Regions from separate parts of the Homo sapiens genome. Here region 2 is linked to region 1. Evidence: chromatin contacts called from ENCODE Hi-C or POLR2A ChIA-PET data. All regions are on one chromosome and are shown on one strand. The core of a region is the stretch at or near the end of the contact, and the rest is flanking DNA. Distances in the headings are between cores, read along the strand shown. Region 1 has its middle 160 kb from the start of SYT1. Region 2 overlaps SYT1 (synaptotagmin 1).

What was found. A loop is a pair of places that touch in the nucleus more often than their neighbours do. ChIA-PET counts read pairs that join two places held with the same protein, here RNA polymerase II (POLR2A).
Region 2: a loop to region 1 is called in a map of endothelial cell of umbilical vein, with 6 times the contacts of the local background. The contact joins two enhancer-like sites. A Hi-C loop is called at or near these places in 1 of 168 maps with a recorded cell type or tissue (endothelial cell of umbilical vein). POLR2A ChIA-PET finds 5 or more read pairs at or near these places in 1 of 52 experiments (HepG2).

What each region holds. Positions count from the first base shown.
Region 1 is chr12:78,702,896-78,705,595 of GRCh38, reverse strand. No RefSeq gene overlaps it. Among named protein-coding and RNA genes, the nearest start is that of SYT1, 160 kb to the left of the region's middle. Within about 2 kb of position 1,260, at least 5 of the 41 ENCODE cell types and tissues checked have a DNase peak (open chromatin) inside an H3K27ac peak, as active enhancers do; they include endothelial cell of umbilical vein, where a contact is called at or near this core.
Region 2 is chr12:78,885,906-78,888,605 of GRCh38, reverse strand. The region is part of intron 1 of SYT1 (synaptotagmin 1); the gene reads right to left. Among named protein-coding and RNA genes, the nearest start is that of SYT1, 22 kb to the right of the region's middle. Within about 2 kb of position 1,390, at least 7 of the 41 ENCODE cell types and tissues checked have a DNase peak (open chromatin) inside an H3K27ac peak, as active enhancers do; they include endothelial cell of umbilical vein, where a contact is called at or near this core.

The sequences.
Region 1 (2,700 bases), core at 11-2,510:
TTGGAAGAACTCTTGGCATATATTTAGTGGTCAATAAACATTAAATATTATTAGTCCACTGTTGTGAGGTTGTTTAGTTTCATTCTAGGATTCACAAATAAAAAGATATGCTTCCAAGCCAAATAGCTACCATTTTGCAGACCACTCTGGTTTACAGATGAACAAAACTTTTACAGAATACAAAGTTCACTCTTTAAATTTTACAGGCAATGAGCAATGCATTTTAACCTTAAATAATAAAAAAAACCTGTCAATTGTTGCTGATGCTTCTGAATCTCTCAAAGGTCACAGCCATCTAGAGATGAATCTGGTAATCTGAAAACTTTTGCACAGCACTTCCTTGGGTTAAGATACTAGGCCTACTTCTATCCTTTATAAGTCAAAACTACAAACACATAGTTATACAGTATTAGAATAAGAAGAGGTGTAGGAGATTATAGAGTCACATGATCAAATTTAAGTCCTAGTAGAGAGCTTTCACAATGAGTGTTCAATATGTAATACAACTCTTAGGGTTTAATATAATATCTATTATATCAAGAAGAAATAACTCACCATGGTACACTTTCTACTTGCTTAGACCAATATTAACATATTTTCAGCATAAGTAGACCATTAAAAATTAAATATATATAATCATACTCAAATGCCAGAGAATACTCAAACACTTGTTAGTAAGATGCCAACTGAATAAATATCAATTAAATGCATGTGCTTTACATAAACCCCACATAAATATACATGAACATAGTTTCATTTAACACATCATGAGTACATTGCACCCCTTTTAAAAATTAACTTTTTGCCTTTAGATGCAGAACAAAATCCCAAATAAAATTGAAAGTTGATATTATTGTGGCTGAAATGATGGAAAGAATAGCATGTGACTTTTATATTAGGAGTATTTGGTAAATCAAAATCACACTTTAAATGTCTATATCTTTATGCAATTGTGAGCAATTTAACATTGTCATTTCTCTGTGCTAACTAAAATTAACCATCTAAAGAAAGAGTATATAATTAAGTAAAGAGAAGGTATTTTAGGAGACTTTTTTATTTTTGCACTGATTACCCAGTGCTATCCCCAAGTCATGCAGTTAATCATGCAGAAACTATTCTGTTTCTTACCTATTTAAGAACTTTAATTGTCTCAGAATTTTATGCTCCTGATTTCTCACTTGCTTTCTTTCTCTGCTCATGAATTCCTATCTGCTTACAGATCTTGATATGCGTAGCATAGTCGTGCCTTTAACTAACACATTACTCATCTAAAAAGGAAATTGCTCTTACCCTTGGGAATGTTCAGCAAAAATACCTTTCATAGGGAAGCTTATTTCATTTTATTAGAATATCTGAATACTGAATAGTAAACAGCAGTCACTGAGTTATTTTTAAATGGCATCACTTAAATATTTTCAATCTTTTAAAGGACCTTGGGAATGCACGGCTGCTTTCCAGGTCAGAAATTTATTTATTTATTTTCTAATTAGATATAAACATTTGCTATATTACCCAAACTGGTATATTCAGTAGCATCACATTTTCAAATGTCTATGCAATGTTGCCAAGGCTAAAGTCAGTTGGTTATGTTCTTAAATTAGTCATGTATCAAGTAGGTGTAAGTATATTTTATATGTAGTAATAGCACTTATGCATGAATCTTGATTGAATCCCTGTTCCCAAGCATCAACTTCTTTCTAGATTAGCTGGGTGCATTGGGACTATTGAACCATTAGCTTTTATTGAAAAATAGATGAATATCAGTCCCTACAGAATAGTGTATTAGCTCTTGCCTTGTAGCAAAGCTTTTTCCTGGTTTCTCTTCACAATGGGACTTCTTTATGCTTTTCTCTAATGCAACCAGAAAGAAAGTGGCGGTCAGAAGAAGAAAATGAAATCTATTGAAATAAAATCATCCAGTGGGTATGGCTTTAGCTTCTCACAATAGGGTTATCTGACATGATTAATCCACAAAGATAAATGTGACCCTGGCGAGGCGCGGTGGCTCACGCCTGTAATCCCAGCACTTTGGGAGGCCGAGGCGGGCGGATTGCCTCAGCTCAGGAGTTCGCGACCAGCCTGGGCAACACGTTGAAATTCCATCTCCAGTGAAGTACAAAAATTAGCCAGGCGTGGTGGCTTGCGCTTTTAGTCCAAGCTACTTGGGAGGCTGAGGCAGGAGAATTGCCTGAACCTGGGAGGCGGAGGTTGCTGAGCAGAGATCGTGCCACTGCACTCCAGCCTGGGGGACAGAGCGAGACTCCGTCTCAAAAAAAAAAAAAAAAAAAAAAAAAAAGTGAACCTTTAGAGATCGCTGGCAATTTCTTTGAGTATTGAAGTGTACATGTTCTAAAATACAAGTAATAGCTGTCATTTATTGAAAAGACTAAAAAGAAAATTCACCTAAGAGAATTTAATATCTGTTGAATGAGTCTTATGATAGAATAAAATGTTCCTTCATTCTTTTTATCTTTGAAGATATTTTATGCTTAAAGATCACTTTACAGTACTCTTTTTACTTAAAAATTTAAAGCAGAAATAAAAAGATGTGAAAGAGATTCTTTGAGTAACTTATCTTGGAAATTAGATTAGTAACTCATTTAGAGAAATGAATTAAAATGATAACTGGTTGTTTCCTTGCCTGGAAAAGCTAAGCCTTGAACTACACCTCTAATATTTATCATTTTGAATTTTAAAGTA
Region 2 (2,700 bases), core at 141-2,640, 180 kb before region 1:
GAAAAGATGATAATAACTATCATAGAAATATTTATTGGACATTTCTAAGTGTCCAGCACGGTGCTAAACATCTTTTTAATTCTAAATATGTTGCTATGCATTTGACTATAATAAGGAACATTTAGGTGATGATTAATTTTAAATGATTGCATAAAATGTCTTACAACTTTCAAAATCATCCTTCAGCAGAGTGGTATCATTGGGGATGTTGATGTCAATCTATTTTTATTTAAAATGAAATTAAATATAAAATATTGAAATGGGTCCATCCATTTACCAGGGTAATTGTACACAAGGATTTCCAGGAGAGGAAATGAAGATGAGGTCTAAGAATTGAAATATGAGCAATCCATTTACACTAACTTTATACAATTATATGTGTAATCTTCTACAAACAAAGCCAATACCTACAATACCTCATCCTCCAAAATCATAGATTTTGAAAAAAACTATCAATTTCTTAAGAAAGGATTTAAAAATATTATAATATCTGTGATTCTACAAAATTATATTCCTTATTACTATTACCAATGACACATCTTAATTTTCTCATGTAATGAGTTCCACTACTAATTATAACTTGAAAATCTCTTACTTTAAATTGTCTATCATAGTTTTTTGGGCACAAAATTTGAGCAGTCCTCTTTAGAAATAAAATTCAGTTAGTTGGTTTTAATTATTTAAATCTTAACAGTGTAAACCTGTCTTCAATAAGTTAACAATATTATACTTGAGAAATACAATCAGGTTTTTAAAACAAGTATGAATAATCAATTTCTTCTAAAGAAAGGGCTAGATATTGAAATTATATTTTAGTATGTCATCACCTACTTCAATCAATAAATATTTACTGAATAGTAACTTTATGATATATAATTTTGGATATAAAGATGATTGAGATATCCTCTTTACTTATGAGGAGCTCTTGTCCTAATAGGGAAGATAATATACAAAAGCAATTACGTTACAGAAATCCTCCCTTATCCGTAGGGGATATGTTCCAGCTCCCCTACTGTATTCCTGAAACTATGCCTAGTACCAATAATTATGTGTACCATGCATGGATTTCTCTTTCCTTCTTCACAGTTTCATGAATAGATTTATTCTTACTATCGCTGTTAATGATCTCAGCATATGATTCTTTCTTCTTTCCTTACTAAGTCAAGAACTTTCACCTTGTCACTTAGAAGAAGCACTTTATGGCTTCTCTTTGGCATATCCGAATTGCCAGCATCCACACTCATGTGCATTTGGGCCATTATTAAGTAAAATAAGGGTTACTTGAACACAATCACTGTAATACCGATAGTCAGTGTGACAACTGCCAGGACTACTAAGTGACTAACGGGTGGATAACACAGCATCGAGATACTGGACAAAGAGATGACTCATGTCCTGGGCAGGATGGAGTAGGATGGCGTGAGATTTCATCATGCTACTCAAAACAACATGCATTTTAAAACATACAAATAGTTTATTTCTGGAATTTTTCCATTTAATATTTTCAGACCATGGTTGGCCATGGGTAACTGAAACCACAGAAAGTGAAATCGTGGGTAAGGAGGACTACTGTAAAAGGTAGAAAGTGCAAGTATCATGGGATACCATTATTTCCTTAATCTCAAAGAAAAATATTCCTTCTAAAACTTCATACATAAACTGGCACTCTATCCTACACTGACTGGTGGGGCTTCCAGTTTAATCTCATGCCTAAATATAGATCATGAAAATGTGTTGAATGACTTAACCCCATATAGCTTGTATCAGCTTATTTCCCATGGCTTTTATTTAAATATCCATTGTCTTTATTTGAGCAATAAATAACGCACTATCATACACTTTTCTCCAAAAGCATTTTGTGGGTCTTTCTTGGCTGTTTACTTTATATTCTCCCTGAAAACAACCCAAACCTTTCAAAACATTATTCAAATGTGGCTGAATGCTCATCTCAGAGCAGGCAATAGGTAAATACTTGCTGACTGTGTATTAAAAACATCAGGAGTATGTACTGATTAAAATATAGATCATCACAGGCATATGGTTACAAACATCTTTTAATTCTAAATTTGTTGCTATGTATTTGTCTATAATAAGCAACATTTAGGTGATGATTAATTTCAAAGAATTGCATGTATTATCTTACAACTGTCAAAATCAGCCTTCAGCACAGTAGGTATCCCTGTGAATGTTGGTATCAATCTGTTTTTGTTTAAAATGAAATTAAATGTAAATATTGAAAAGCAAAACCATTTTGTCTCAAAATAACTTACTTGAAAAGCAATACCAATCCAGGAATTTTGAGGAGGATAGCTTTTAGAACCAATTGCACTCACTCTATATTCATGAACCCTTAATGCTTCTCATTCTCTGACGTTTGTGAATGCATTAGTCTTTCAATCATAGAAAAAAATAAAAAGATATTTTTCTGCTATTTTCCTAGATGCCTTGAAGTTAGCCCAACTTTTATTTACTTGCCCCAGGATAATAAATTAGCTGGCAAAGTGGCTGAGGAAGTACATATAACATGTTAAAAAAATTAGTGTTATGATAAGCCCTACCAAGTATGAGGGAAGTTAAACTCCATTTCTTATAAAAAATGGATAGGAATGTATTTCTGAGCTTTCCACTGCTATCTTAATGTACTTAGAGGTCACAAAATCTAGGAAATACATAAAATAGATATGTATTTTGCTTCCATCA